Regions from separate parts of the Homo sapiens genome. Here region 2 is linked to region 1. Evidence: read pairs that join two places in POLR2A ChIA-PET (ENCODE). Cell type or tissue: MCF 10A. All regions are shown on one strand. Each heading gives the region's core, and the rest is flanking DNA. Links, peaks and the distances in the headings are about the cores only.

Region 1 (16,178 bases), core at 3,333-11,332:
TGACCCAAATAGAATAAAATAATGTGTTTCATGTGTTTATTGTTAAGAGAGTAAAATAGGTTTAAAATTTTTAAACTGTATAGTGAAGGGTACAGAGCGATCAATGATAATGGTTGATGTTTTCAGCAGACTGCATGCCCTGAGAGTTAGAGTGTGCCATTAAATAAACATGGTGAGCAGAAGAATGTTGCACCCTGTTCTGTTGGGAAACATGACAGCTGCTCAGCAGCTCCCCTAGAAGCCACTGCTGTCGTTCACAGAGCATTGACATTGCAAGGTCAAACTGTTTGGAACTCTTCCACATACCAGAAATGTTGAAGTTTTCTAAATCAGAATGATATTGGAGTTTATTGGTAGTTTCAATAAATGCCAAATATAGCAGTTTGTATGGGACATAAGTAGCTTTTAATAAATGATATCAAAGAGGGTGCTCATTTTAAACGGTAAACTCTGTTTTTGATAGATAGAATTTTCTGTTTCACTGACCCTGGCACAAGTGGGTGTCTGAAGATTAAACTGAGTTGCGGAATTCAGAGTGTAGGATGCTACAAAATTCCTTTTAAGAGCTTTGGCCAAATTTAACAACCATTTCAAGAGTAATACGTTCTATTAAAAAGTTGTTTCTGTTGTACAAATGTGAACACTTAAGAATATATTAGACTTTTAAAATAATTTTTTAAAGATGCCTAAGAATTGTTTCTGTCAGGTCATTTTTATCTAATCAACAGAGGGGATTCCCGAGATAACTCTTGTTTTAGAAACGGAGTTCCTAAAGGACAAATATAGAGATAAGGCTTATTTATAGTACAATAGAAAAGCCTGTATGGAAAAGTTGGGAAATTTACCTTCCACATTTATTGACATTGTCACATCTCACCTCCAAAACACAGCATTCTTTATAATCTCTTGGTCATTTATTCATGGATTAAAAAAAAAACTTTGCTTTCTAAGGAAGCCTCTAGGAAAGGTATAGTACACTGTTATGAATATGTTAGAGAACATGCTTTGCAGCTACTGCCTTTACTTCTGTATGTGATACTTGGCATCCTCCATTGCCGTGAGGAGCCTATTGAAAAATTTGTCTCCGGATGCATCTGCCATAGGTTTTTCCAAAAAAAGAAAAGCATCACAGATTGTGCTAACTAACTGTTGATACAGTGTTAACTATTACACAAGTCCAGTGTAACTCTAAATTGGCCATGCACACCATCAAGATTGACAAGTCAAGATAAGATAGCACACAATTATTTTGAGTAAAACTTTGAGTAAATTTTTTTGAGTAAAAATTATTGGAGTAAAAATTATTTTGAGATTGTAATTTATAGGTGGTTTCAGTCTAATCAGATACTTGTGTATTGGGGCGTTTCTAGTAAACTTGAAGTAGTCCCTGAATTATTTAACAACCACAAAAAATCTACCTTAGGATTTTTAAAAAAAAATGTTTCTATTTAACAGCAAGTTCAATTTCAGCAGTATCAGATTGCATTATGGAACTTGAACAAAACACTATTTTCTGTCTTGAATTGCTTAGCATTTCATGACCTAAATTTTGTCTTGTCTTAGCTGTTGCTAGATGTGTGAAGATTTTCATCAAAGCCTAATTTTAAGGATTTTTTTAAGCATCAATATCATATTATGAACTAAATGTGTGGTGGACATTAAGATACAACAGTGGATAGGATAGGTCCCCACCCACATTTACATCATTTAAATCTAAAATACTTATTTCATAAATGAAAGACGTTTGGACCATTGAGTTACATGAGTTACATGAGAACAGGCATGTGGACACCACCAAGCCTGTTCTCTAATTTTGCAGGTGAGGGTCCTCATTCATATTCACAGTGCTTGTGGGGCTTGCCCGAGGTTAAAGTATCTACTAGAAGCCAGATCTGACTAGTTCAGCTGCTCTTTCTCATGCACCATAATCCTATTGTATGCCTTTCTCTTTTTCTTAAGGATAAATGCAGATTTAGTTTGTTTCTGAAAGGTATATGGCTACAAATGTCACCCTTTCTCATATCATCTGGGTGTTGATAGATGCCGCCAACATCCTATGTCCATCTCTAACCAGAAAAGCTGGCTTGTTTTGAGGAGCCAGCCTCTGACTCTGATGCATGTGATTGTATTTTGGCTCATTGGCGGCAGTCACCCTACATTGCCCGAGCATTTGGTCATCACAGGGCACTTCTGTCATCTAGTACAGAGTTGAAATGAGGTTGAGCTTTTCATTCTACATCCAAATTATTTTTGTTAGTTTCTTACAGAAACTATAGGCATTGTTTTTACTTAGACATAAGTATTTCATAAGTCTACAATCAACTTGTCTGACAGAAAATTAAGAATATATTAATTTTCTGAATAATTTTGATCAACAGCTGCACTGTCAATTTAAAGACCGGGAGTTCTTCCAAGGACCACAAGGACAAACAATGCTTCAAATCCAACTTCCTGGCTTTATTATTGATGAGAGAGAGGGAGATCCTAACTTGGTTGCATGTATTTCAACCTTACCGGAAAAGAGGCAGGAAAATAAAATGTGGATCTCGTATTTGTGAAACAAATACAAGAAACAAATGAAAAGGCATTATCATGTCCGGTTAACTATGGGAAAACAAAGCTGTTTATGTCTCAGTTCTATAGTTGTGTTAAAGGCAAGTATAATTTAGTTCTTTAAATCAGCGTCTGACCAAATTTTTTTTTTTTTTTTTTTTAAACCAGGGTGGGAATCTAAGGAGGCAGAGAACAGAAAGGAGAGTGTGTTCCTAAGCATATTGTGGTGATTGGGGAATGCTCAGCAAGTAGAATTAAGAAATGCATTTGAATCTCCATTTTTAGGGACAAAAACTAGTTCTGGAGGAGGAGACTCATTTGTGTTTTGTTTGTTTATTGAGCAAGGATGTGAATGCATAAGGGCCAAACTTTCTCTTAATTCTGTCAGCTAAAGCTCAAAACTACACCTGACCATTCAAGTGTAAGGGTTTTTTTCTTTTCTTTTTCTTTTTTTTTTTTTTTAAGTTTTCTGAACTTTGCTGTAGATACAAGCATAGCCCTAGTATTTCAACCACATTCTTACCAAACCACCAGTAAATGGGCCTTATGATTCCATTTAAGAGGCCTTTCTTTGGCCATGGTTGAATATCTGGATGCTATAGAACATGCTTATAATGGACTTGCTGCCCAGAGATGTTTAGGAAGTTCAAGTGGATTCTGAGCCAGATGGTTGCTTTAGATCCGCACCAGTACGCAAAAGTTCTATAGCCAACATACTGCGTTAACTTGACACGGTTTAGACCAGTTAGACTGTGCAAAAAGAGGTAGTCTGCGCACACTACATGAGCCCTTTAGCACCCTGTTTGCTTTAGCACTTTCATCACTTTGTTTTCCAAAAACTCAAAACAGCCAAAAAACTGATTTGATATGGGAATCACGGTATTTTTCTTGTGTTTTTTGTTTGTTTGTTTGTTTCCAAATTGTCTAAATCACTAACCAAGATCATTCGACCAGCTTAGGAAAAACAAATAGATTGTGCCTTTGAGTTCAGTTTTGATTCTGTAAAGACTTTGCAAAGCCTACTTCACTAATTATGTGCTACTGTTAAATGGTATTTGATAGGTTGTTGGAAAAGATAGGGTAACTTATATGCACAGAAAAAAGAAATGTAGTTGCCCTTTCCAATGCATGGCAGCTTAACACTTCAATGTAGCCTTATCTTTGTATCTTGGTCTTGCCTTGTGATATTAGGATTGTGGTAATGATCCTACATATGAACTGCTTGACATAATAAACTTTGGGGTATCTTTCAACTTGTGAAAAACTATCGCTCTACACATTGGTAAGATTTTCCACAAAATTGAGGGTAGAGATAGGCATTGTAAAACTGTAAAGGAATTTTTTTTGAAGGTTTTCCCCAGAAAGCTTTTAAATATACAAGTTTCTTAAATATTAATAGGAAATGGTGACTAAAGCAAGAAAGAACAGAAATGTAAGGAAATGTTTTCCTAATTAATATTCCTGAGTCTTCAGAAATTTCCAGAAGTATGATTTATTTTCAGAGTCAATGGATAAATGCACTTGAATGCAAGTATTACTCTAATGTCCTATACTGAAACAAACTATTTTAAATGATTATCATTACTGTAAGTTGGAAATAGACCCCAGAATAAAACAAATCTATGTACTAATACATCTCTAAGATCAGGGTAATACAGGAAATTCATGTGACCATATAATGCTAAGTCCCATTGAGAAGTCAGGCTTATTTTTTTTTTCTGTCACTTCCTTAGCAAGTTTTTATAGTATATTAAGTAGGATTTAGGATACAAATAGTGCACATGACACAGTAGGATTTGGGATAGAAATTGTGCACATGACCAATTGTGAAAGAATGGCAAAAGGCATGCATTGGTGGACAAGTAAAGGACAGCTGGAAAAGTTTGACACACTATTGGAGATACACTGGTTGTGTGTGTGTGTGGGTGTACCAACAGCTGAGGCCACTTCCAAATGTGCAAAAACACAAAGCCTGCTTTAGCAGGTCACTGGAGAGGCCAGTCTTGGAGCTACTTGATGTTATTTAGAGATTGCCTTAGTATGCATGGGCAAGAACATTTATGTATATTGATGTATATAAAATATTTATAGAACCACCATGACCTGTGGAAATTTAAAACAACTTGCTAAGTACAAGGAGAAGGAACTAGTGCATAAATTATTCTGTGGCTGACTCCACTTAGGTCGAGAAGTAGCTTTTTATCCGTAGGTCATGATTCTTGGGAGGTTTACATGACTGCACTCAGCATCTAATCTAATGGGAAAATGTTGGTGAAACAAAAGGGTAAGGAGGAGATTCATATTTGTAATTCTTACCTACAAGACTGATAATGGTTCAGTGGTGAAAACAGGCTAGTTGAAAGATTTGGTGACTACAGGCTGTTTTATGCAGGATGGTTCATATCAAATTGCTGCATAATTTATTTCTAAATATGAGAGTTTAAGTCACTGATGTAGGAAATACATATCCTTTAATCATTTTGTCAAAGCTAAATCATCTGTTCTCTTATAATTGGAAAAAGGGACCATTAACCATGAAATTTTGGACATGCAGAAGTGTGTGTCCAACATGCTATTGAGAGAAATGTAGGTGGAGGTGGCATTTTAGACGAATATCTATTTCTTGTGGAAGAACTGGCCTGACTAAATATGCACCTTGGCAGTGGGATTAGGCAACTTGCTAGAGCTGTTCCAGCTCTCTTATGGAGGAACATAAATCATGCTATATAAAATTCAAAATGCAGAAAACTCTTTTTCTCAACTGGTTTCAAAACCTAAATTTCCAATGGCATTTTTTTTCCCTGCAGGATCTCAAAAGATAGAAACTGCATGATGTTGAACAGACAACTAGAAGAAACAACAGGTTTCAGAGAATTATGGCATTGCTTCTCAGTCTTCAGTTACTACTTCAAAGCATTGCTTTACTTTTTCTCTGAATATTATGGTAATAACCTTCATTCTTCTTACAACTCGGAGAAATTATCCAATGCAATTTTGTTTTATAGTTTCTGCCATTCCCTCCTTCTGTCTCCCGTTACAGCAATGAATACTAGTTTTCAGGTGCAGGTATTAAGAGGGCAATGGGGGGGATATAAAATGCACAGAGGAGGATTTGCTTTCTCATATATGGGTTCTGTAACTTGTAAGTGAGTAGATATTGGAGGATGGGTGCACAGTGAAACTTTCATGGACTTCTTGTTAGTAGTAACAAGAACACCTTCAAATATTCATCCTACTTTGCAGTGGCAATATGTGTATCAGTCCATAGTGATATTTTTCTAAAATACAGTTTCCAGAGGGCACAGTTGAGCCACTTAGTTTGCATTTCCCAGTGTAGACTGCTCTCTGACTTCCTGAGGGTGGCATCTTCTGGCCCTGTCTCCTTTCTACAGAAGTGATGGTATGTGGGCTCTCACCTAGTTTCAAACTGGACTACTTTTTCATGACGGTGATGAAGCCATTTAGAGGGACTTCCAAAAGTCCCATGGCTGTACTCACCCCATTCCCAGACCTTCATCACCAAAATGTTTTTCCTTTGAGGAAAATCATGTTGAAAAGAATTCTCATAATACTAACTAGTATTTATTGAACACTTATTAAGTGTTGCACGCTATGTGAAATGGTTTATATGAGCAAGATATCACAATATTTCAGCCAAAGCAAATGAAACTTAGATTAAATAATTTGCACAAATTTAAGTAGCTAGTAAATGTCAGAGCTGGGCTTCAAAATAAAGTCTGTCTTAATACAAACCCTTCACCACTATAGTACCCTGCCTACCAGGTAGCATTAAGACACCAGAGATGGTTTGGATGCAGAAATAAAATGGTTATTCCAATATCTACTTCAAATGTGGAGGGCTTGGGATTTTTCTGCTTATGCACATGCAAAGACCCAAAGAAAAATGCTGTCACACTCTGATTTAAAAAAAAATATGCAACAGAAAGGAAAATACATTATAATCATGCAACTAAACCAGCAGCCACTGAGGCAAGTTTTAAGATTAGAACAGCCCCAGATTTTTGGAGTACATGAATAGAATTTTTAAAATATTTTATCTGGTTTGCTCATCCCTGATCCCCATTCCCTACTTCACCACCAATGAAATATTTTTTCCACTTGAAAGATTAGGTAACTGGTATGTTTGAGTAATCCCACATGCTTAATAAATGATTACATAACAGTTTATTTGGCATTACCTCAGAGTTTTCTTTGTGAATTTAGAGTAATCTCTGCCAATGTGTCTTCTTAAGTATTTCATATTTATTTTATACTTTTGAATGAACCCAATGGTGATTTTTAATTTAAGGAGGTCAGGAACAACTTGGATTTGTTGCTTAAAAGAAAAAAAAAAGTTTGTATTTCTTTAAAAACAGCTTTTATTAGTGACAGCTTCTGAGGCAAAAGGATTGTAATCCATCCGAGCAAGTTCTAACAGGTCAAGATTCCTGTTAAATTTTCTATGAGTGTCTCTGCAGAGAGTCACCAGAAATTCTTGGCAGGATTTAGAGAAGAAGTTGGTGTTACTTTGCTCCTCTTGAATGTGATATTTTCAGCTGTTGCTGGTTTCTTGCATAGTCACCACAACTCTCAATTGCTAACATGTTGAAAAAGCAAGAACTGCAGAAGATTGAAGTATAACTTCTAGAAAGACATTCACAAATAGGTATCAATATATTTTCCCTCTGACTCTTCCCCTTAAATGTAATTTAAGAAAAAAAAAAAGCTGTATTTTTCCAGTTTTGCCTCAATGTAAAGCATCCCTTTGAGCTGCTATTTGTTGGATAATTTGTTCACAGGAATGTATTGGTTTAATCTGGGTGCTGCCACCAACCCACCCCCAGCTTGACAGGGAATTATTTCACGATAAATTCAGGAAGGACAACTTGCAAACTGTAACCTGAGAGTGACTTTAGATCATTTGTTTTTGTGTTTATGTAACAGTGATTAGTGGATCTTCTGAGATTCTATTTAGGGAGAAAGAGACATTTAGCAGTTAGTGCTAGTGACTACAGTTTTTGATGTGAGAAGATTGGTATACATTTCAATAACATGCCTAATTTTTAAAACATTCTAAATATATGGCTTAAAAAAAAGTTGTGTTGCTAACAAACTGTTTAACTTGTTCTAAAGGCTATACAGCTAATCACACAGTGTTTCAATCTGGAACAAGTGATTAGTCATCTGAAAATTCATGCAGCATTGTCAGTGTACAAACAGATATATCTAAATGAAACCCTCAGCTTTAGATTGCAAATTTGTCTAATGAACTGAAAGAGTTAAGGTTTTAAAGATTATAATTTCACCTCTGAATAGTTTATTTAGAGAAACCAGACTTGCATTTTCCAGTTGTCAACCCTTAACTTTCCCAAACACCCTCCCAACTGAAGCCTGCACAGCAATTCCTGACTACACAGCCTGACCTCTGCCGCCAGATCTCACATAGAAAAGGGGTGGAGTCTTTGAGGGAGGAGGGTCAGCACAAGTGAATGTAGATATTCTTAGAACTCTGGCCCTAAAATGTGCCAGTGTTAGAGTGAGATGGTAGAGTGAAATGCCTACGTTGGCGGCTCTTTAGTGACATGCTCCTTGGAGCCCTTTAGCCTCCATGCATAGATCCTGCCCTGTCCTAGACTTTTGGGGCCAGTCTTGCCTCTAGAACCTCATTTCTCAACCACAATCCTTTTTGATCAATGTAAAAATTTTGCATTCAAAATAAGTATTTGTAAGTAAAAGCAAAATTGAAGACAAGTGATTTGTTACACACAAGACAAGACTTCGATACGTTCCTTTCCTGTTGCATCATTTTCCAATCCCTCTACCTCTACTGGGGAGAGCCTTGTTTCTATAAGGAGCTCTAGGCCATTTTCTTTTGAACTGTTCAAACAGGACCAGTGACTAGTACTCTTGTTCCTGGACTCCAACCATCCCCTCTGAGCCACTCCTTTAGCTCCCTGCCTGTACTTTAGTTCAGATCTGCAGTATAGCTTCCCTTGCCCTAGTCCTGCCCTGTCAAGGGTGGTAGTCAAGTGCCTTATGCCCCATTGCCAGAGTCTGGGTCACTTCTTGCTCTGGTTGGACCCCATGGGTACATGTCCCACACATCCACCCACCTCCATCACCACCACTACGACAAGGGCCAGGTGGTAATGACTGTCCTGCCTAACAAGAATTGCTCTTTGCTGATTGCATGTCCACCCACATCTGACCATCCACGTGGGCTGTTGGTTTTCTGACTTGGGCGTTTCTATCTGGCTTGCCCACCACTGATCCATAGATTGATCTATAGATCTCAGTATCTTTCTTCAAAAGGTAGAAGCCATGGAATACAGCAATTCTAGGAGTTCACTTTGGGCACTTACCATGTTACCGCAGAGTCCAGTAATATACTAAAAGTGTTTGAGGGTAAAATACTTAACACCTATCCTCCTTTTTTGGCTTGGAAACATTTTAGTATGTCAACATGTCATCTAATTGTGTGGTTTTCAACAGTAAAATATTTTCAATCATGAAGTTCCAAAAGGGATGACTGATTGGGATTTTCTTTATAGCTGAGCAGCACTGTTCATGTAATATCTAGTAATTGCACAATGGAAAAGCATCCCATACCACTGTTGACCACACTGGAGGAGTGGTGAGAGGGTACTGTCATGATGTCACTTCACTATTGTTGAGTAGCTAATTATCTCCATCTAATCAAATATATGTATTGAGACCTTGCTGTTTCAAGACACGAACATAAGATATAGTGCCTGATTCCCAGGATATCAATCCAGTAGGATAGTAGGAAGATAAGACATGTGGCCGGGTGCAGTGGCTCATGCCTGTAATCCCAGCACTTTGGGAGGCTGAGGCAGGTGTATCACCTGAGGTCAGGAGTTCGAGAACAGCCTGACCAACATGGAGAAACCCTGTCTCTACTTAAAAAATACAAAATTAGCTGAGTGTGGTGGCACATGCCTGTAATCCCAGCTACTCGGGAGGCTGAGGCAGGAGAATCGCTTGAACCCGGGAGGTGGAGGTTGTGGTGAGCCAAGATTGCACCATTGCACTCCAGCCTAGGCAACAAGAGCGAAACTCAGTCTTTAAAAAAAAAAAAAAGACACGTCTACAAATAGTATAATGCAATGCAAAATATAGTAGGTACCAAAAGAAAAGTTTGAGGGAAGGATAAAGAAGACTCAGAGGGAAGAATGGAACAGGTAAATTTTATAAGAGTGAATCTTGAAAGATGAGTAGCTTATTGACCCAAGGAGATGTTAAAAAGAAAATTCTGAACTGAAGAGACCCTGTGAACAAAACCAAGAAGGTGGGGAAGCTGGTATGGTGTTTGAGGAGCAAGAGCCAAGTTTCATGCTGACTAAAGGTGTTGAATGAACCAGAGGCATTTTCTATCAGGCAAATTGTAGCCATTGTACAATATCAGAAATACAAAATCCCATTATCATAAAAACCACCATGTGAGTGGTGTGCATTTTCTTGGAGTCATTCATTTATTCAACAAACATTTATTAAATGTATTTGGCCCTGGAGCACTAACGAGATCAGACATGGCTACTGTCCCTAAACAGCTCATGTGGCAAGCGCTCTGTTAAAACTCCTCATCAATGCTGAGTGTGTGGAAATCAAAGACAGGTAACTGTCCAGTGGGAAGACAGGAGGGATAGGGATAGAGAAGACTGTCCAGTGAGTGATATGCAGGACTGTGGGATATAGCAGAAGGTTTTGGAAGAAGAGGAGGAGTTCAATTTTAAATATATTGTGTCTGAGGTGCTTTTCCATTTGGGTGTGTGGGTTTAGAATTGTAGGGGTAGATTTTGTGCTGGAGTAAAGACTTGGGGGTCATGTGGTATGATGGTATTTCAAGATAGAGACCTGGATAAGGTCACCTAAGGGAGAGTGTGGAGAAGAGCAAAGGCTCTTTTGAATCGTGCCTTTTTCCCCATCTCCTTAGGTCAATAGGATACTCATCTTTCAAAGTGTTTTTTGGAAGATGAGTAGGTATTAACCAGATGTAGAGAGTGAAAAGTGAATTCCAAACAGGTAGATGATATAAGTAAAGATGTGTGTCAAGAGGGGCCATCACTCATTCAGTGAACTACAAGTCACTCAATATGGCTTAAGCACAGGGTACCTGAGGACAAGCATTGGAAGATGAGGCAGAAAAATGGTAAGAATCATATTTACCATGCTAAAGAATATGAACTTTATTCTGTAGAATATGGGTTACTATTAAAGAATTTTAAGCAGGTGACTGATGTGATCGGAGTCGAATTTTGGAAAAAATATCACTCTGGCATGTTGAAGACAAATTGGCGGTGAATAAAAATGGAGACAGAGGCCAAGTGCAGTGGCTCACACCTGCACTCATTTGGGAGTGCAGTTTGGGAGGCCAAGGCAGGAGGATTTATTGAGTCTAGGAGTTTGAGACCAGCCTGGGCAACACAATGAGACCCCCATCTCTACAAAAAATTTAAAAATTATCTGGGCATGGTGTCGCATGCCTGTAGCCTTAGTACTCGAGAGGCTGAGTGAAGAGGATCACTTAAGCCCAGGAATTCGAAGTTGCAATGAGCCGTGATCATGCCACTGCACTCCAGCCTGGGTAACAGAGCAAGACCCTGTCTCAAAAAAAAAAAAAAAAAAAAAAAGGATGAAGATGGAGAAACCAGTTAGGCATCCTCAGCGATGCAATAGTCCAGATAACAGATTATGAGTGACTTAGCAAGGGTTTTTGTGGTGACCAAGGAGATGTACCATTTTCCAAAGGGAAGAAAATTTTCTTCACAACTACAACTTTGGAGTGGCTTCTATTAAATAAAAGATGTACCTGCTGGTCATATTGACCCATTTGGGTATGCAGCGGTAGAGCTAGAGCTGCCTTTGGGAGGAGGGTGGAGAGAGCTGAACTTGCAGTACATAAAAGAGTGAAAGAATTTGGGATTCTCAAGAGTAATCTAGGAGAGTGGTAATGAAGCAGAATCATGAGAAGAGGAAAGAAGGGATAAACCAACAAGAAAACAAAATAGCCAGTGGGAATAAATTTCTGGTGGTGTTAGCCAGAGGATTTTTCGTCATAGGGCATCTAATACTCAATTTGAAGTTGTTTATGTTGCTGTAATCTCAACCTCATCTTCATTTCCCAAAATTTCATGCTGTGTTGAGTCTATGGAAGTTAAGCATGAGGGCTGATGTGGTCAATGTAGTTTGGAATAGTGGCATTAATCATGAGTTTGCAAGATGCATGCTTAGAGTATGAAACCAAAGAGGACCATGAGCATACAAGCCTCCAGCCCCCACTCCTCCATCCAGGAATTGCATGCAAGACTCCAGCCCCCACCCCTCCATCCAGGAATTCTCAGAAATCTTGCATAACACTTTGAGCTGTCATGGAGAGAATTAAGTTTTCAGTTGACTTTATTTGGATCTTAGATATAAGTTTATATACCTTTATATGAGAAATGTTTTTTCTCATGTCAAGTCAAATAATATACTAGAAGATGTGCCTTTTTTATCCTGAGACTTTGGGGAACCTCTGAGTCTCCACCAGAGCAGTGTGCTCACTTTTTGAAGGACTGCACTACACTCTTCGTCTTGGTGAGTTGTGCCACACCACTCCTACAATCTGATTTCCACCTCCACTGTCCCATGAACTTGCTCTCACCAAGGTCAATGTTCAGGTAAACACTTTCTAGCTCTAGGACTCACTGAGGCATTTTATGCCGTTGACCCCGCCTTTCGTAATATAGCTCTCTGCTCTACAACATGACTGGCTTATCTCTGCCCTCTCTGGTCATACTCAGCCTCTGTCATTCTCCACACTCTTCCTGAGTGACCTTATCCAAACCCCTACCCTTAAATACCATTCATAACACATGACCCGCATATCCTTACTTCCAGCGCAAATCCCACCCCCACGTTTTTAGACCCACACATTCAAATGGATAGGCACCTCAGACACCATGTGTTTTAAATTAAACTCATCTTTCTCCCTCCCAAACCTGCTTCTGCTGTATTTCCTACTCCGTTTTATGCCATTTTGGACCACCCAGATGGCCCAGCTAGGAATACAAGTGTCATGCTAGTCTCCTCTCTTTTGTTGCTCACCCCCTCCCCCAACCCGCCCCCTATAGCTAACTAGTAACCAAATTCTGGGGAGTTTATGCTTTCCTAGTCTCTGCTCTATCTGTTCCAGCCTCTTCACACCTACACAGAGTTCATCGTTCAGTCTGCATCACTTCGTTCTTAGATCATTACAGTGGTCTCCTAACTGGTCTTACCACCACCAGCCTAGGCCTCACTGAATCCATTCTTCTATTGGTTACAGAAGTCATATTTTTAAAACCTATATAAATAACATGTCACTTCTCCTCTTGAGCTCCTTTGATGCTCCTCTTGGCTTTTCATAATTAAGTCCACATTCCCTAGCTTACACTAAGTTGCTCAGGACAGACTCCTGTGACACTCAGCCCATATCAGCCTTCTTATTCAGATAAAATTGTACTGGCTTTTAAAAATGCATCTTACAAATACATGCTCTGTGGTTCAGATTGTCATATAATTTGTCTCACAGAAACTTGGTAAACATGACAATTTAGTTGAAACCTAATTTCCAGTTTTGGTGTACCACAATGATGCCACACCACTCTAATCTATCTGGGAGATGGCTTTTTAGCTGTGATTTGTCACAGCTAAATCATTTCTTCTAAGGGCTTTTGGAAAAGTTAAAAGTTACAGTAGCTAAATACTAAGGGAAGAGCTGGGACAAACAAAATATATAACACCAGAGACTGGGCTAATCAAAATAATCTAAATATCCAACAGTTCTTGAAATTGCTTAAATAAAATAGGATCTTAATGGTATGTAAACTATCTTCTTTTTGAAGAAAAAAATAGTTATGTGTGTGTTCAAATATGTATTGAGAAGAATTTTTAAAGATGCACTAGACCAGGCACAGTGGCTCATGCCTGTAATCCCAGCACTTTGGGAGGCCAAGGCGGGCAGATCACTTGAGGCCAGGAGTTCCAGATCACCCTGGCCAACATGGAGAAACCCCGTCTCTACTAAAAATATTTTAAAAATTAGCCAGGCATGGTGACGCATGCCTGTAATCCCAGCTACTTAGGAGCCTGAGGCATGAGAATCGCTTGAACCTAGAAGGCCTAGGTTGCAGTGAGCCGAGATCGCACCACTGCACTCCAGCCTGGGTGACAGAGCGAGAGTCTGTCTCAGAAAAATTAAAAAATTAAATAAAAGATATGTACTAAGGAGTTATCAGTAATTGTTCTGTGTGGATGGGATAATGGGGTTCTTTATGTTCTTTTGTTTATATGTGTGTTCTGATCCTTCTTAATGATCACACACCATTTTAGTTCTAAAAAGAAAAGACCATACAGAAACTACACAATATTTATATTCTTAGTCCACCAAAATTATCAATACTAGAAAAACTAAAATATTAACTTTTTACCAAATTGCTTTTTACAGAATGACATTAAATCCTATGGTTTCCAACCATTTTTTATACTAGCCTTTTTCCTCAAATTGAAATGTCTTTCCCAATCCCTACACCTGTGAGACTTTTTTTTCCCAGACTGGTGACTTTATTGTTTAAAAATTCTGATAGTGTCGGCCGGGTGCAGTGGCTCACGCCTGTACTCCCAGCACTTTGGGAGGCCGAGGTGGGCAGATCACGAGGTCAGGAGATGAAGACCATCCTGGCTAACACGGTGAAACCCCATCTCTACTTTAAAAAAAAAAAAAAATTAGCGAGGCATGGTGGTGGGTGCCTGTAGTCCCAGCTACTCAGGAGGCTGAGGCAGGAGGATGGCTTGAACCCGGGAGGCGGAGCTTGCAGTGAACCGAGATTGCACCACTGCACTCCAGCCTGGGCGACAGAGCGAGACTCCATCTCAAAAAAAAAAAAAAAAAATTCTGGTAGTGTCACATTCTTGGCGAAGCTTTCCTTGATCCAGAGTCTGCTGTAGGTCAGGGATCTATGATAAAATGTGGTTCACAGGCTGAAGCCATCCAACACCTATTTTTGTACAGCCTGTGAACTAAGAAAATTTTTACTCTTCTGGAAGTGTTGCTTTCCTTAAAATTCCCACTGCTCTGAGGTAGAAGACACTTTCTAATTCAGCTTGGTCTCCCAAGCCTGGAGGAGAGTGCCCTGTCCATAGAAGCCACTTGATATATAAATGCAGAATGCATGAAGGAGTAGTGTAAGCTTCCTCCTTACACTAGAATGTAAGTTACATGAGGACAGGGGTTCTATTGCCTTTGCTCACTGTTTACCTCCAGTGTTTGGAAGATATCTGGAACACAGCAGGCAGTCAGAAAATATTTGTGATGTTAAGTGCACCAATATTGGTGCCATATTTCTGAGTTTTGTAAGTTTTAGATCAACTTGTAGTCTTTTATATCATACATTTGGCAATTTATGGAAATAAAAGTCCACCTTAAGAGCTTCAGAGAAACAAGGAAGAGGCAGCTTTAACTATGTCGAGAAAGGAAGTAGTTATGAGATATTTTCAAGAGCATATTGATTTACCCCTGTCTTTAGTGCATCTGCATAGAGACATTGCAGCCTGTAATTACCTCTTCCTTTCACCCTGTGGTAGTAACAGTCTCAGGGCAGGTATTAAATCAAGATCCTGCTGACACCGAGTTATTAAATACCTGTGGCAGCAGGGCTCATGAAGCAGGGGGACTCAGCATCCTGGCCCTGTTTCAAATCAGGATGAGCTGTACTGAGCTGTACTTTCTGAGATTAACATGCCCACATTAATCAGAGCCTAAACACTTCATCTGGTCTTGGACAGTCTCTCTCCCAGTGAGTTGAAAGCTCTTTATAGAGGATGAACTAATTAGTTTTCATATCAGCTCTATGAGTTTCCAGGGAGGATGGACCAGGATCCCTGTTCTGTGCTGAATAATGATCATCATAATATTTTGCATGTTTACAGTACTGGATTCTGAAATAACACATTCTAGAAATGCTTTTTTCATAATGATAAATGTGCCCACTTAGAATCTGACCGTATTATACTTGTCTTATTATATGCTTTATAACTTTGTTTCTTAGATTGATGTGAGAGCCTGTATCTTCACTTAAACTTTGTGAAGTCTGTAGTAAGTACATGTTGCTCTCTCTTAAGGCACAGAAAGCCACAGCAAGGCAGCCTGTTAAAATGCAAAGGAGAAAACATGTCTCCTTATCACTTGCTTCTGGTGAGAAGGCTTGGCCAGTCTCCCCAGCCCAACCAGCTCCTGGTAATACTCATGCTAGCCTTTTCCTCTTTATTCAGGAGGGCTGCCACACTCCGCTCCTGGGATCTCTGCATGGTTTAATCAATGACCCAGTTTATCAGCAAACTTTTGCTCCTCTGCCTCATCAGACTGGAGGTGGAAGCTGTTCACCTCTCACAACCCTTTGACTTAGAAGAGCCCTGTCTTCATGCACACACAAGGGTCAGAGGAAGGGAAGGCCTGCCTTGGCTTTCTGTTCTAAATTCACACACCTGCACACATAAATGCCTTTTAAAAACGTACATTTTACCTTTTATTTCCTTGAACAAGAATGAATGTAATTGTGACCATGAGGTGAAAATAGTGAAGTCTC
Region 2 (16,178 bases), core at 5,283-13,282, 96 kb before region 1:
TACCACCACCATCACCATTATTTTCATTATATTATTTTAAAACAAATTTCAGACATCATATTATTTCACCTGTAAATATTACATTATGTGCATTATTAAAGATGTTCTATGGAAAATATCAGGCCTTTCCTAAAGATGCTTTTGTCCAAAGGGCAAGCACTCTGGAAATCTCAGTTTCAATTCTCCTTCATTGTCACTGCCCCGAGAAATGTTAGGTTGTAGCACTCATATCAGCATTTCATTTGGTCTTGGACAATAGTTCTTAACCTTTTTCTTCTCAAGACCCCTTTTTATTCTCAAACTTGTTGAGGACTTTAGAGAGCTTTGGTTTATGTGGGCTATATCTATTGATGTTTACTAGATTAGAAATTAATACTGAGAAATTTTTTAAAATCTTTATTAATTCATTTTAAAATAACAATAAAGTTTAGTTGAAATGTGGAATCTGGAATCTTATATAAGCCTCTTACATATTAACATGGGTAACATATTTGTATGTAAATATATTTATTTTTCCAAAACAAACAAACAAAAAAGCTAGTGAGAAGAGTGGCATTGTTTTACATTTTTACAAATCTCTTCAATGTCTGCTTAATAGAATTCATTTGGATTCTCATATCTACTTGGCATTTAAACTGTTGCAATATATTGCTTTGGCTAAAGAGTATGAGGAAGTGTAATTAATTCATGTAAGATTCATCAATCTGGGCTAAAAATTTAGGTAAAAATTTGAAAAGGAATATTTAGATATTTCAATTGTCAAAGTGTCTCTCTACTATTTATGAATTACAAAGGTAAAACCTGAAATTTTACAGTACAAAAATCTGTGGACACCATCTTAATCAAGCTGGCATCACCAAAATGGGAAGCTATCATCATGTGCTCTTGATGTGGCGCCCGAGATCACAACTTCACTTTTGTTGTGCTCCTGCCAAAAGATTCATAACCTGCATCTCATCACTAGGAAACTCACATCAAAAGACATCGTACGAAACAATGAAAAATTATTTAAATTTAAGAGGCCCACGCTCTTAAAAATAATACTGTCATGAAAGATAAAAGAGGAAAAAAAAGGCTGGAAACTGTTCTTGATTACAGGAAACTAAAAAAGACATGGCAATTAAATGTAAGACGTGATCTTGAATTGAACCCCCGTCAATTGGCAAAATTTAGATATGTATTGTATAATGGATACCTGCATTGAATTAGTGTTAAATGTCATGAAATTGATCGTTTTATTATGATTTTATAAAAGAATACACTTAGGAAATGCTCATTGATGTATTTTGGAGTAAAGAAGTATAATGCCTGCAACTATCTCTCAAATGACTCCTGAAATAATACGAATAGGTGATAGATAGATAGATAGATAGATAGATAGATAGATAGACAGACAGACAGATAGAAAGATGGGTATGGAATGGTAAAGCAAATGTGGCAAAAAAAATTGATAAATCTGCTTGAAAGGTATATAGGAGTTGTCTTGTGCTGTTCTTACAAGCCTTCTATGACAAAATTATTTCAAAATAAGTAGTTAAAATAAAAATAATTTAGAATTTTAGAACTTCAGTTAATATTTCTCTCAATTATAAATTAATAAAACCTTATAGAAATAAGCAAAAAAAAAAAACTAACGAAGAATTTTGCCCTGATTTCTTTCTTAAATTTCTCATTTTAGAAGTATAAAACAAGGAGATGGAAAAATAAACTCATGATGGAATTAAAATAATTCTGTTATTCATTAGCACATTTTCTGAATTGAATGCTTTTTATAACAATACAAAATTCTGTTTATAATCAAAATGCACTTATCTAGGACACCATCTAAAAGTGGTTCACAGTTTTATGGAAATAAAAAAAATATTTTTAAATTAATTCAAATCAACAAGTATATAGCGAAATCAGGTGCTAACAGTGCTTAAGCATCTGGAATAATGAAAAATAGAAACACAGAACCTATCCTCAAGGAGTGTATAATTTTATCAAGCCAAAACTTTTTGCACGTGTGAATTAAAAAGTAAAATAAGCAGCATATGATTTAGCACTTAAATGTTAAATATCAGTCAACTCTGTCTAACAAAAGTATAATGCAAGCCACATGTATAATTTTTAATTTTCTATTAGCCACATTAAAATGAAGTAAAAAGAATCATATGAATAATTTTAGTTATATGTTTTATTTAACCCAATATATCCAAGACATTATTATTTCAATATGTTATCAATATAAAAAGGAATATTTTACATTCTTTTTTATACTGTTTCAGAAATCTAGTATGTATTTTACACTTATAGCACATTTCAATTCAAATCTGCCACATTTCAAGTAGACAACAGATACATGTGGCTAGTGGCTACCATTCAGCACAGAGCAAGAATAAATAATGGTAAGAGAATTTCTTTCATAAAAATTACACAATGGTGGTGGCGTATGGCTTCAAAATGGTCTCATTATCTGGGAGTGCCAAGGAGTTTTTATTAACTGTAATTACTTGAATTTGGTGAGCTTCTTATTCTCCTACGTATTTCCCAGGATAATGGTCTGTTGCAAAATTCCCCTTCACCGTAATTATTTTTTGAGAGTTTTCAGGGGTATTTTGCCTGTAGTCACAATCAATCAATCCTTTCACCAACCTTGGCTGAGAAGCCACTTGAAGGGAAGCATCATCACTGTCAAAAGACATGTTTCCTAATATATCCCAAATCTGCAGTGTAGAGATGGAAAGAGCACCTCACAACTCTTTGTGCCAGTGCTGTAGTGTGTGCTGCCCCAAAATGTAGGACATGTCCCTCTCCAAAACCTCATCTTCCCTCATGAAAATGGTGCCTTCAGCCAGGCACAGTGGTTCACACCTACAATCACAGCACTTTGGGAGGCCAACGTGGGAGGACAGCTTGAGGCCAGGAGTTCGGGAGCAGCCAACTGCAACATAGCGAAACAACATCTCTACAAAATATAAAAATAAAAATTAGCCAGGCGTGGTGATGCCCACCTGTAGTCCCAACCACTTGGGAAACTGAGGCAGAAGGATCACTTGAGCCCGGAAGTTTGAGGTTACAGTGAGCTATGATCACACTGCTGCACTCGTTTGTGCAACAGAGTGATTCCCCATCTCAAAAAACAACAAAAAACCCACACACCTGCAGCTTTCACCTAACATGCCTCTCCCCAAAGGGCCATAATTTAATACAAGATCAAGAAAGAGACAGCATGTCGCCCATCGTTGCATTGATTTCTAGCTCCCAGGCTCCCATGCATAAAGCTTCCTCAGACTTCCTGCAGCCAGAAAGTCTTCATCCCAATCAATCCATGGAAATCACGCTCTTCTTAGGCTTATCCTACCAGTTCCCAAATGCCACCCAGTCATGCTGAGTCCCAGCAATAGGCACAGTCCTCTTTAAAGCTGAGATCTTTGCCGTATAAGCAGAGACATACAGAAAGATATCTTACTTTATGCAGTAGACATTTTCTTGAAACTTTTATATAAATTGAAACTGTCTAAATTAATTCCTATTTAAAATGGATTATAGATGGCAAGTGTTGGGTGTGCCTGAAAAAATCTTCTCTAATCCAATTCCTCTGATTTTCCAGATGGCTAAAGTGGCCAGGCCAGTTTGAGCTTGCAAACTTGAAACACACGTGGTCTGCTCTATATTTCCAGATAGCTGCAGGTCTTCCAAGTTCTGGTTTAGGGGGCTTCCTGTTACACCAGTTGCCTAGGGTAGTGTGTCATTTTAAAGATTCATCTGGAGAATGATCAAAAAAAAGTAGGGAACTCTTTTGGTCTGTCATCTAAAGATGACAGGAAAGATGACATCTAAAGACATCTAAAGATGACATCTAAAGATGGAGGAAAAATAAAGATAAAACCAAAATCAGAGATTAGAATGAAGAAGGCTACATCAAGTCCATCAAGTCCTTGTCACAAGTGGACTGCACTCAGCATTTTATACATGGTACAAAGCAGAGTGACTTTGCTGTAGTTTTTGTCTTATTCCAGATGTGGTTGAAGACTAACAACAAGTTGTTTCTGATATTCAATATATATAGCTTTAGTATGGAATATAAAATAGGAACTCTCATGGCACTTTTTTTCTTTCATTTTTTTTTCTTTTTTAAAGAGACAGGATCTGGCTCTGTCTCCCAGTATGGAGTGCCATGGCGTAATCACAGCTCATTGCAGCCTCAAACTCCTAGGTTCAAGCAATCCTCTCGCCTCAGCCTCTTGAGTAGCTAGTACTATAGGCATGTGCCACCATGCCTAATTTTTAAACTTTTTGTAGAGATGAGGTCTTGCAATGTTGCCCAGGCTGGTCTCAAACTTCTGGCCTCAAGCAATCCTCCTGCTTTGACCACCCAAAGTGCCAGGATTACAGGCGTGAGCCACCATGCCTGGCCTCTCAAGGCATTTTTAAAAGATGTGCAAGTATTCTCTTAAAACATTTCATGAGTTGTCTCATTCAATCAAGTGCTTACTTAGCACCTACAATGCAACAAGCACTAAGCTAGACTCCAGGTATCCAGAGTGGAAACGATATTTTCCCTGCTCTTAAGTTTCTTGTAGAGGGACATAGAACAAGAAAATAAGCAATTTTAGTACTGTCTGTGGTAAAGGTACACATAGAAGAGATACCTAACCCAGAGAAAGCATCCTGGAAGTAGTGAGTGCAAAACTGAGACTTAAATTTGGTTGGAATTAGCTAGGAAAAGCATGGCAAAGAAGGTGAGAGATAAAGTATATCGACATAAAGAGTCAGAAGGGAAAGTGCCTCCAAAGACCCAGAGGTGAGAGAACACATGTTCAAGGAACTGAATAGGCAGGTGAGATCTATGTGAGCCGGATCAGAAAAAGCCTTGAGGAATGTTAGGAATCTGGACTTTATCGTAATGGAAATGAAAAAATACTGAAGGGTTTTTGAGTGGCTTGAGACAAAGTCTGCTTTGCATTTCAAGGAGATCCTATGACTGCAGCACTGACCATGAATTAGGGGAAAAAGAGAGATCCATTAATAAGCAGTTGCCGCTATCCCAATTATAGTAGATATCTGGTCTAGGATGGTAACAGAGGCTGCAAAGAACAGCAAAGGACAGATTTCACAGGAAAAAAAAAAAGGAAAATTGACAAGATTTTGTGACAAATTGAAGATCAAGGCAAAGGAGCATACCACACCCAGTGAGCAAAACATAGGAGCAAGAATTAAGCATGTGACCAGGCATGGTGGTGGCTCACGCCTATAATCCCAGCACTTTGGGAGGCCGAGGTGGGAGGATTGCTTGAAGCCAGGAGTTTAAGACCAGCCTGGGCAACATAGCAAAACCCCATGTCTCTAGAAAGTTTTTAAAAAATTAACTGGGCATGGTCATATATACCTATAGTCTCAGCTAATTGGGAGGCTGGGGTAGGAGGATCACTTGAACCCAGGAGTTGAACCTAGGAGTTTGAAGCTGCAGTGAGCTTATGATCAAGCCACTGCACTACAGCATGGGCAACAGAACAAGATTCTACCTCTGAAAAAACAAAAATAAAAAATAAAATACAATTAAATTAAACATGCGAGACCATGTCTCACTCACCCTTGACCCCCCACTGCCTAGCAGACTGCCATGCATAACAGAGTGTAAAACAAATGTTTGATGAATGGATGGATGAATATGGAATTATTGACTGACTGACTAATTAAATTCATTAAGAAGCAGGAAATTTGAGGGAGAGGTGAAAACAAAGAATGAGCATTGCCTAAGAAGAAGAAAGTTCAATCTGAAAAATTAAAAATTCCCATCTAGATTGAGATATTGTTTGAATTCTGAATCATGAGCTTGAGGAATTTAATTAAGCAAACAGTAAAGGTCTGACTCAATGAGTTGGTTCCTGTAAAGAAAATGCACACAAACGTATATGCGCATGCACACATGCACACACCCCAAGGTAAAATTGAATTGTTAACAGCTAATACCATGTAAAAAAATATACATTATGTAAAAACATTCTGTGAGATAAAATCTATCCCTAAAGTATGTAAGTACCCGGTAGTTATTCCTGTTTGAACTAGTACAAATTGAGCTAGTATAAATTAATATGAAATTTTAAAACCAATAATGTAATTTCAGGTAGCAATTAATTTATTCTTATCTTACTCTTCCATAGAAAAGAGGAAATAATTAAGGAAAATAACAAAGAATACTTATTATTCATAAATAGATAAGTATTAAATAAATGAAACAGTAAATATTTACTTTTTTAAAATGTAGAAATAGGTCAAATCTGATAAACCACAGTTTATATGTTTTTTCCCATATAAGAGCACAAACAGGAACTCATACAAGAAGAGCACCTGGACTATTTGTTGCATTAACAGCGAAAACTCCTTAATTAACTATAAAATATAAAGAAGCAAAAACGAAGTGCGAATAAGAATCAGGAAAAAGCAAAGACTTCCAGTAGCTTTCATGGGCAAGATTAGACTTAAACCATCAGAAAAATATTCTTATGGAATACAAGTTCCAATGACATAAGAAAAAAAGAAAAAGAAAACAAATCAAGACCACCACTGAATCTTAGGAGAGACAATGCGGTGTGCCATGAATAGCTGGCACTATCAGTTCTTTTTCATGGGTGTAGTCTGGTCTGACATCAGATTTCGTTTTTTAACTGTAACATCTGCTAACAGTGTCCTTGTCCCTCACTTGGTGGATGGCCCTCTGCAGCTTTTGATCTTTCAGCCCCACCCCACTTCCTTCTGACTTGAGGCAAAAGGCACAGAAGCAGCTTTCATCAGGAAGAGCTTGGCTTTAAGACAATTTTCTATAATTCCATTTCGAAGATGCTTCACTTTCCACAGGTTTCATTTACTGTTCCACAAGTCACAATTTCTACACCACATGCATCAGATAATTGGATTGCTGCTTTGTCCCTAATTCCTAGTTTCGGTCTCAGTTTTTTGCCTACTTACTCATTGCTACCACTAAGATGAAGCACCCTTTTGTCTATTTTAACTTTAGTCTCCACGTTTGAAATTTTGTAACAGAAACATTGTTTTCAATGGTTGGAAATCCTGTTATTTGTGCACAAGCCTCTCAGATGACAAGTCCCATGTGTCACTTGTCTAGATGCCAGAGTGTCACATGTCTCAGGTATATGGGTATTATGATTATGCTCTTGCCACCTATTGAGATGCCCACTATTGCCTGAACCACGACGGGATGTTGCGGTTGCCCAGGGAATCTATCCACCAATCACTCTGCTTCCAGCCTTAGTGACTTCTATCCAAATCCAAGTATATAAGTCAAGGTTCTCCAGAGAAACAAAACCAGTAGGAAATATATAAACATATTGGAGCTTTGAACTTCCTGGGTCTCCACCTTTTTATATATAAAAAAGGAGATTTATTATGAGGAATTGGCTCACATGATTATGGAGGCTGAGAAGTCCCATGATCTGCCATCTGCAAGCTGGAGACTCAGGAAAGCCGATGTCAGTCAGTCTGAGTTCAAAGGCCTGAGACCCAGGGGAGCTGATAGTGTAAATCCCAGTCTGAGGGCTGGAGAAGACAAGGTGATGTGTCCCAGCTCAAACAGACAGGCAGGAAGCAAAAGTGGTTAATTTCTCTTCCCTTTCCCTTTTGTTCTACTCAGACCCGCAACAGTTTATATGATGCCCTCCATCTTGGGCAATGTACTTTACTGAGTCCATTAGTTCAAATGCTAATCTCTACATGGATGGGTAAGTTAAAAAAAAAAAAAAAAACCTCAAACCAAACAAACAAAAAACAAGCAAAGAAAACAAACGCTAATCTCATCCAGAAACACCCTCACAGACACTCTCAGAAATAATGTTTAACCTAGGCACCCTGTGGCCAGTGAAGTTCACACACTAACCAATAAGTCAAGTAATTGGTATTATGTACAAACTACCCATAACAAAAATGCCAAAATATCATAACAACTAAAAGGTTTTAAATTGCAACAAGATATTAGTGAGATGAAACACTATGGAAAAAATATATAAGGTTGCCAATGTATGTGAATGATGAGCTGAAGAGAATAACAAGCTGGGTAACTGAAATCAGATACTAGATGCTACTGGCATCTAGTGGGTAGAAGCTAGAGAGGTTGCTAAACATCCAACGCACAGACAGCCCCACAACAAAGAATTATGCAGTCTGAAATATCATTAGTACTAAGATACAGCAACACGTACATGTAGTTTTTGAAATCTGTATCCCTCATTTTGCATGATACCATGTTGACTGAGATTTGGAATCAGTGAATAGTGAGGAAATAATTTCAATAAATATGAGATTCAGTTAACATCGTACCAAGCAAGATGAGGACTGCCTTTATTTATTTGTCAGTTGAAGCTCAACTATCCATGATATTATATCAGGAAAGGAAACATATTTTTAGAAATAGATCTTCTCTTCAGCCTGCTCTTCCCAGGGTAGATTATTTAAAGTTAGGATGCTTAGAACTAACTGGACTTTTTATCTTCTTCTAAAACCTATCTCTTCCTCACCCTCTTTTTCTGTTAATGAAACTACCATTATTTTTTCTCTTCTGTCTCCTGAAGCCCTCCAATAAATTACCAAGCTCTGGTTCTATTCCTACCGTATTTACATTCATTTCCTCCTTCTTATTCTCAGTACCCCATCTCTAATTCATATCTTCTTTTTGCCTTTCACGGACTATAATTGCTTCATAATAAGACACAGAATCTCTGCCATGTAATCCATTTTAAGCATATGTCATATATAAAACCTTTTTTTTTTGATAAATTACTTTTCTTAAAGCACAACTCGGATCATGTAAATTCTTTGCCCCAAAATCTCTACTACTTCCTATTGTCTGCTGAATAATCTGACCCCAACGTACTCTAGTTTCATTTCTCAACACTCCTCTCCATGACTAATGCTCCCCTGAGCAGAATTACTACACTTCATTGTGTGATTACGCCCTGCTCTTCCCCATCTCTGAGCCTTTGTTCACACTGTCCACTCAGCTAGAAACCTCCACCCTGACTCATCTTGTTACCTATCTTTCCAACTTTAATGTTACTTTTTCTCCCAGGTCTTCCCTGGAACTTCCACGGCAGGATTTTTTTTTTTTTTTTTTAGATGGAGTCTCGCTCTGCCGCCCAGGCTTGAGTGCAGTGGCGCGATCTCTGCTCACTGCAAGCTCCGCCTCCCGGGTTCACGCCATTCTCCTGCCTCAGCCTCCCAAGCAGCTGGGACTACAGGCGCCCGTCACCACACCCAGCTAACTTTTTGTATTTTTAGTAGAGACGGGATTTCACGGTGTTAGCCAGGATGGTCTCTATCCTCGTGATCCGCCTGTCTCGGCCTCCCAAAGGGGATTTTTTTTTTATAGCCCACTTATGGTTATGATTTCCAAATGTCAGTTCACAGACAAACCATCAGTGACAAACTTTTCTCCTGTCCATGATGAAATGAACAATGTAGGTGAACGTTTTATAAAGGAATATTTATTTAGTTTAAACTTTATTCTGATATCATGCCCAGCCTTTTATTATTAAAATATCCTCTCTTTTTAAATATTGTTTAAAAAAAAAAACTTTACTTGGCGAAAATAAAAGCTGATAACCACACGTTTGTTATTTCAGTTGCTGAGAGAAATTTCACTGGTCTGTGAAATCCACGAGTCCTCATATCACATTTTACCCAGGATTAGTAAGTGGTCAACTTTTTGTTTAACGGTGTTTTTTTTTTTTTTTCAAGTCTCTTTCACTTACAGATTTGAGGCAGCTATTATTACTCTATGAGGTTATTTACAAAAGGACTGTTTAAACTATAGAGCAGACCGATGTTTGCATTGTGTAGTCTCTTACACTTGACGGTGAATTGTAGTGGACACTGTGATGCATCACCAAGATCCTCCTTCAGGAGGACTTGTTTCCCCCATGCTGGAAGGGCTGTTGGCAGAAGCCATCAGCTGCCAGCCTTTTCGGTATTGCTCCAATTGCAGAGAGCCACCTCAGTCAAGGTCATGCCCCTTTCTTGGCAGCTCATACACAATGACTAATTCACACAATGTCAGGAATACTCTGAAGGGCCATTCTAACCCCAGAGGTTTTCCTTGGATCAGCAAAACTGTTGCTGGGTCTGCTCCAAATTTAACTTTTCCTTCTGCCTACTCCTGCTTCCTCCTTCCCCTCTCTCTAACAGGTACAGGTCCCATAAACACTCCTATACACAGCCTAACTGCTAAACTCCATCCCAAAGTTGGCTTCCTACGGAATCCAACCTTCTTTATTAACTCATTGAAATCCAAAACTATGCTTTTTAATCTTTACATCTTCCCAAGAGCCTTACGTTGTGTCTTGAACATGTACTTGACACAATTAGAAAGGTAAATTAAGATAGATCCTCTTGCTTGAACCCATAATTCTACTTAGGAAAAAAAAGAAGACTAAACATACATAGGTAATGAACTCACTTGTGTTTCTCTCCCTGTGATGATATCATTAAAATTCTACTTCAGTATTGGTAGATTCTTACGTTGAATTTATAAGCTGACATGAGAAATACAATTTAAAATGTCAAAATAATGTTACCTTTACTTAGAAATGCTCATGGGTCTCTGAAAACAGAAACAGACTGTGGCATACAAAAAGGAAATTATTAAAAGGCTCATACAAATCTTAGGACAGAAACAGGGGCAACATCATTTGCCTGGAATCATAGCAAAAAAAAGTAACCAATGGACAATCTCCTCAGCTAGCTGATCAGAATGAACCAGCTCCTTTTCTTGGCTCCAAAGTAATTCCTCTTGAAACTCAAAATTCAGGGAGAAATTGTTTGCCTGGCCTGAGTTGTGTCACATGTTCACCTGGTCAAAGATTGCAGGACACTGGACTGACAATACTACCAAGATTACATGCAACAGGAGATGTACCTCCTCAAATGGTAGCTGAAGTGCTGCCATAAGGTTGGTGCAGATGTACAGTGTACACTGACTGATGAATCGGCCTACCTTATACAAGTCTATCAGATGATCATAAGCAAAAAACATCCCGAGTCTCTGAGTCTGAGGATGAATCGAGGCAATATTGTAGTAGCCATTGCCCAATAAATGTAATCAAAATGCCCTATAGTTTCACTTTTCAGGAGTGCTAAACAAGTGGAAATATCCTAATAAGATAGGTCTTTACCAGATAAACAAACCAGAAAGTACAAAATATAGATACTTAAATTATATCAACCAAACCCATGTAAATAAAGTGAGAACAGGTTGCTTACATTATTGAGATCGAATTGTTTGGTTTTTATTTTAATAATGGCAATTTGATTGTAAATGTTATTTATTTTTACTGAGGTTATGTAGTACTGTAGTTATGTTTATAGCACCTATGATTCTGGATGGATGAAGTGGCTGCCTAATATGAGATTACTTATTTTCCTATTCTTTTAAAGTTAATCTTAATCTTACATTTTTTAAAAATTAAATTTATTCACATACCTTTGTGGTAGGGTTGCCAGATAAAATACAGAATACCCACTTAAATTTGAATTTCAGATAAATAACAAATACTTTTTTAGCGTAAGCAGTCCCAAAGGTTGCATGGGACATAATTATACTGAAAGTTATTCATTGTTTATTTGAATTGTAAATGTCCTCAGGTGTCCTGCTTTTTATTTCCCCTCTAAATCTGGCAACCCTACTTTGTGATGCATACCTGATGTTTTTTAGTATCTGGCATTCATTTTCCCTACCACTGGTAAACAAACCTCTCTTTTCCTTTAGAGGACTATCCACTCTACTATTAATATATGTGTGTGGGTGGAACTGACCCATCTCTTATAGGTGCATGATTCAAGCTGTATCAACCTAACTCAATGTCATGCCACGGTGATTGGTTCAGTAATGGGGACATGACTCTGGTCAGGACAATGAGAGCCAGACCTAAGACTTTTTTGCTCTTTGTAGAAAAGACAAGAGTTTTTTTTATTTGTTTTGTCCTGTTTTGCTTGTTTGTTTTTCCTGAAATTATTGCTAAGCTTGTTGGTGATATGTCCTGGAGCTGCAGGGAGCCAGCACATGGAGTCTGTCCAAAAGTGGCTTCATAGGATAAAGCTGAAAGATGAAGAATAAAAGACTGAGACCTACTGATGTCATTGAGCCCTGGATCCAGCTAAGCCTGAAGAGGTCTATCTTGGACTTTTTCATTATTAGAACAGATAGATCCAGTTCACCAAACAAAACAAAACAAACAACAACAATAATAAAACATAAGCTACTACACTTAAATTGTTGCCACCTGCAGCCAAAAGTCTCTTTTAGCAAAGATATTTTGAGGCAATGAGAGGCATATACGATAAAGTTATTAAATAGAAAAATCAGAACCAAATATATGAGGACAAAATAAGCCAATCCTAAAAGTTAACATAATTTAATGTTTTCTAATATATGTGTACTACTGATAGTAAGATGATTTTAAACATATATAATTTTTTATTTGATAGTTTAATACTATTTCAATGTGAATTAAATACATAGCTGCACATCATAACCAAATGTTCTTATAAGACACATTTGCTAAAGTAAAAACATGATTTGATTAAAATTAGATTATAAATTATTCTTCTGGAAATATAAGGATATGGCAAACATCATGAAGGTATCATGCAAGGGTCCAAAATTTTAAAAGCATTGACATAGTTAATGTGATTGTATATCACGTTTTGCTTTGAGTAACCTAGCAGTCAGGGTTGGGGCAGGAAATGGGGAGAAATATGTTATTTTATAACTATCATCAGAAAACAAAAATTATGTCAATATTTCTGGAAAACCCATTTATTCTCTGCAGGCAAATTCCAAAACAAATTTCTCATTTAGTACTTATATGAAGACTGTTAACCTTTATTACTTAAGAAGAATATCCTCAGCAATAGTTTTATAATCAAATAAAACCATCAATATAAAAGGAAATTTTTAATGTTTTTTCTTATAAAATCTTCCATTAAGTCAACAGTTTTAAAAATATACTTTAGTACAACTGGTTCTATAAAATTTAAGTTAATATGGCACAACCATGCAGCCTTTCAGGGATCTAATTTAACGAAAAGAAAAAAATAAGCTTAGGTTACCCGGGGGTTTCAATGAGCATTTACATTGAAAACTCGTAAACCCCACATCTCTTACTGGGTTTTGAAAGTAGCTGAATAGCAAACAATTAGCTATCTGAGGTGGCTTTAGAATATTGGTGCTATATATTGCTAATGGATTCATATGCTTTGAAAATCAAGAGAACAAAAGACAACTATTATTAATGAGAAAAAGTAAAAGGCTTTTGGTAATTCAAAGAATTCTGTAGCAATTACAATTAGGAACCTTTCATAATAGGTAAGATGCCAGCGTAATGTCCCTCAGTACAGAATGTACATTGTTAGAAATCCAAGTGTAGTAGGCCTTTTCTATTAGGAATTATAGGAATAGGAATGGGAAAGTGGGAAATCAAGAATAGTTTTTGAAGAAAAGAACAAGTAACATAATGGAACGACAGCAAGAGATAAACGAGAGAAAGATATGAAGTTAGGCTTTCTAAAGCATATTTCGGAGAGGAAATTCAAATAGCTTAAGGAAGAGTAAAACAATAATAAATGAAACCTAATCTCACATGAGAGAGTGATAGAACACATCCAGAGAATAAACATATCCAGGGAATAAATGTCCTTGGGGCAATGGTTTCTCTTACTAAGGAAGCAGGAAGAGTATATTGTTTGCTATTTTGGGGTATAAAGTAGTTTCAGTCATAGCCTTGGTTTAATAAATATGAAGACTAAGATAAAGAGATGCACTGTGTTGGTAGTAGATTAGTTGAAATGCTGATTACAGAAAGGCAGACTACAAAAGCAGATGTTCCTTTAAGTTTTAATTTCTGATAAAATAAATATTTAAAAGTTATTTTTTCTTTTATTGCATAAATATTTGCCTTCTATTGCATTAATTTTGAAAATACAAACTATTCATTAGCAGATTTTACTTCTGAAAAGTTTATGAAAACTAAGAAGGGAATTAAGGTCAGATTATTAGAGTAACAGACCTTAAATTCCCTTTCATACCACATTTCCCATAGAACTGAGATACCTAATACACTGAAGAGTGGGGATTTCTCTACCTAATTAAAGATTACATTTTAAACTCTTGACTTGCAAAAATCCCTAATGTATAGTTAATTGTATGCTATTTTTCTCCTTACCTACACTGACACAAAAACTCTTCCCTAACCCTTCTTAGAAACTTGCTTAGAGAACAACATTTTTCTATACAGACAAAGCATCTCTGTTATCATCTTTTCATCTTTCTTCACCCTCAGAGTGACAATTTTTTTTATTTATCACTGATAGCTTTGTTAACTCAAAAGAGTTAAAATGCAAAAACTTCCAGAAATATATTTTTCTTTGAGAAATTGATTTTTATTAATTAAAAATTAACACATATTCTGACTGATGAACAAAATGTCCAAAATAAGTAGCTGTTACGTACTTAATGTTGCATTTTTTTGTAATAGAAATATCTTTAGACAGACTATTTAATTATAATATGTTATTGCTGGGCAATCTGACACTTTGGTTGAATATATTTCTATCATTAAGCATCACTGTCACTTTCAAAAGAAAATTTTGTTTTCTTTTCTTATCAGATTGTTATGGATCAAGAGTGTCCATAAAAAAGAACTAAAACTGGAGTGGAAGCTGGTAGCTGGCAAAAGATCTTCCAATGAAGGTGGGAGAATTTTCAAGGCACTTACCTGGCTACAGAGGATGACTTTGGCATTTATATCCAAACAGGTGAGAACAGAAGTTTCAGCCATGATTAAAATAAAATATTTAGCATTGGGAGATCCAAGATTATTTAGCAGAAAAAGAGATAGAGAGCTACAAGGAAAGTTTCTTAAAACTCCCAAGCATCTTCCCTTCGTCACTCACTCCATTCCTTTCTTTCCTCCCTTCTCCCTACTATATGCTTTAATCATTAGTCAACAAATTCTTACTGAGATCCCTAGACTCTGTGCTAGGCAGTGGAGGATCATCTTCATGAAAAACATACATATTCGGGGACATGTAATTGTAAATGTCAGGATCCATCTCCTTAGAGTCAAATGAGGGGACAGATAAGTACAAATAAGTTCAATTCATTTTAAGCTGTGAGGGGATTAGATGCAAGTTGCAATGTGGGCACAGAGGAACAAGGGACAACTCACCCGGGAAATTCAGAGAAGGCTTCTTGAGGTGGTAAACACCCAACATAAATATTGAAGGAGGCTGGGCACGATGGCTCACCCCTAAAATCCCAGCACTGGGAGGCTCAAGTGGGAGGATTGCTTGAGCCTGGGGGTGCAAGACCAGCCTGGGCAACACAGTGAGGTCCTCTCTCTACAAATAATTAGTCAGGCGTGGTGATGCGCTCCTGTAGTCCCAGCTACTCAGTAGCCTGAGGTAGGAACATCACCTGAGCCCAAGGAGTTCAAGGCTGCATGAGCCATGATCTTGCCATTGCATTCCAGCCTGGGCATTGGAGTGAAACTGTCTCAAAAAACAACAACAAACTAATTTATTGAAGGAAAGCTTGCCTGAGAGACACACTGGGGGAAACAGGAGAGAAGACATTCCAAGGAGAGGGAATAAAGTGTGAGAAAAGCGTGGCCTGTTCAGGGAACTACAAGTACTGACAGAGTGTAAAGTTTGAGTGAGGGGTTGGAGGTGGGAGGAGCAGCTACCAGAGGATGAGGCTGAAGCTGCTGGAAGGAAGAGATATTAAAGGGCCTTACATGTCATGGTAAGGAACTCAAATCTTACATTGAGAGGTGACAGCATGCTGGCAGTCCTCGCAGCCCTCGCTCGCTCTCGGCGCCTCCTCGGCCTTGGCGCCCACTCTGGCCGCGCTTGAGGAGCCCATCAGCCCGCCGCTGCACTGTGGGAGCCCCTTTCTGGACTGGCCAAGGCCAGAGCCGGCTCCCTCAGCTTGCGGGAAGGTGTGGAGGGAGAGGCGCGGGCGGGAACCGGGGCTGCTCGCGGTGCTTGCGGGCCAGCGCGAGTTCCGGGTGGGCGTGGGCTCGGCGGGCCCCGCAATCTGAGTGGCCGGCAGGCCCCGCCACCCCGGGCAGTGAGGGGCTTAGCACCTGAACCAGCAGCTGCTGTGCTCGACTTCTCGCAGGGCATTA

The links. Peaks named below come from ENCODE experiments on the same cell type or tissue, not always from the same donor. Only the 100,000 strongest peaks of a DNase experiment are listed, where the experiment ranks them.
Region 2: POLR2A ChIA-PET joins it to region 1 with 5 read pairs; 1 of 35 experiments calls an interaction of 5 or more read pairs at or near these places.

The regions. Positions count from the first base shown.
Region 1 is chr7:123,665,779-123,681,956 of GRCh38, reverse strand. It overlaps WASL (WASP like actin nucleation promoting factor), which reads left to right. Exons shown (of 11, transcript NM_003941.4): 11 at 1-14. Among named protein-coding and RNA genes, the nearest start is that of LMOD2, 18 kb to the right of the region's middle. In MCF 10A, for the core only: no CTCF peak of the experiment used is centred there; DNase peaks (open chromatin) are centred at 6,726 and 7,016.
Region 2 is chr7:123,763,372-123,779,549 of GRCh38, reverse strand. It overlaps a transcript of HYAL4 not described here. Among named protein-coding and RNA genes, the nearest start is that of WASL-DT, 22 kb to the right of the region's middle. In MCF 10A, for the core only: no CTCF peak of the experiment used is centred there; DNase peaks (open chromatin) are centred at 8,949 and 9,989.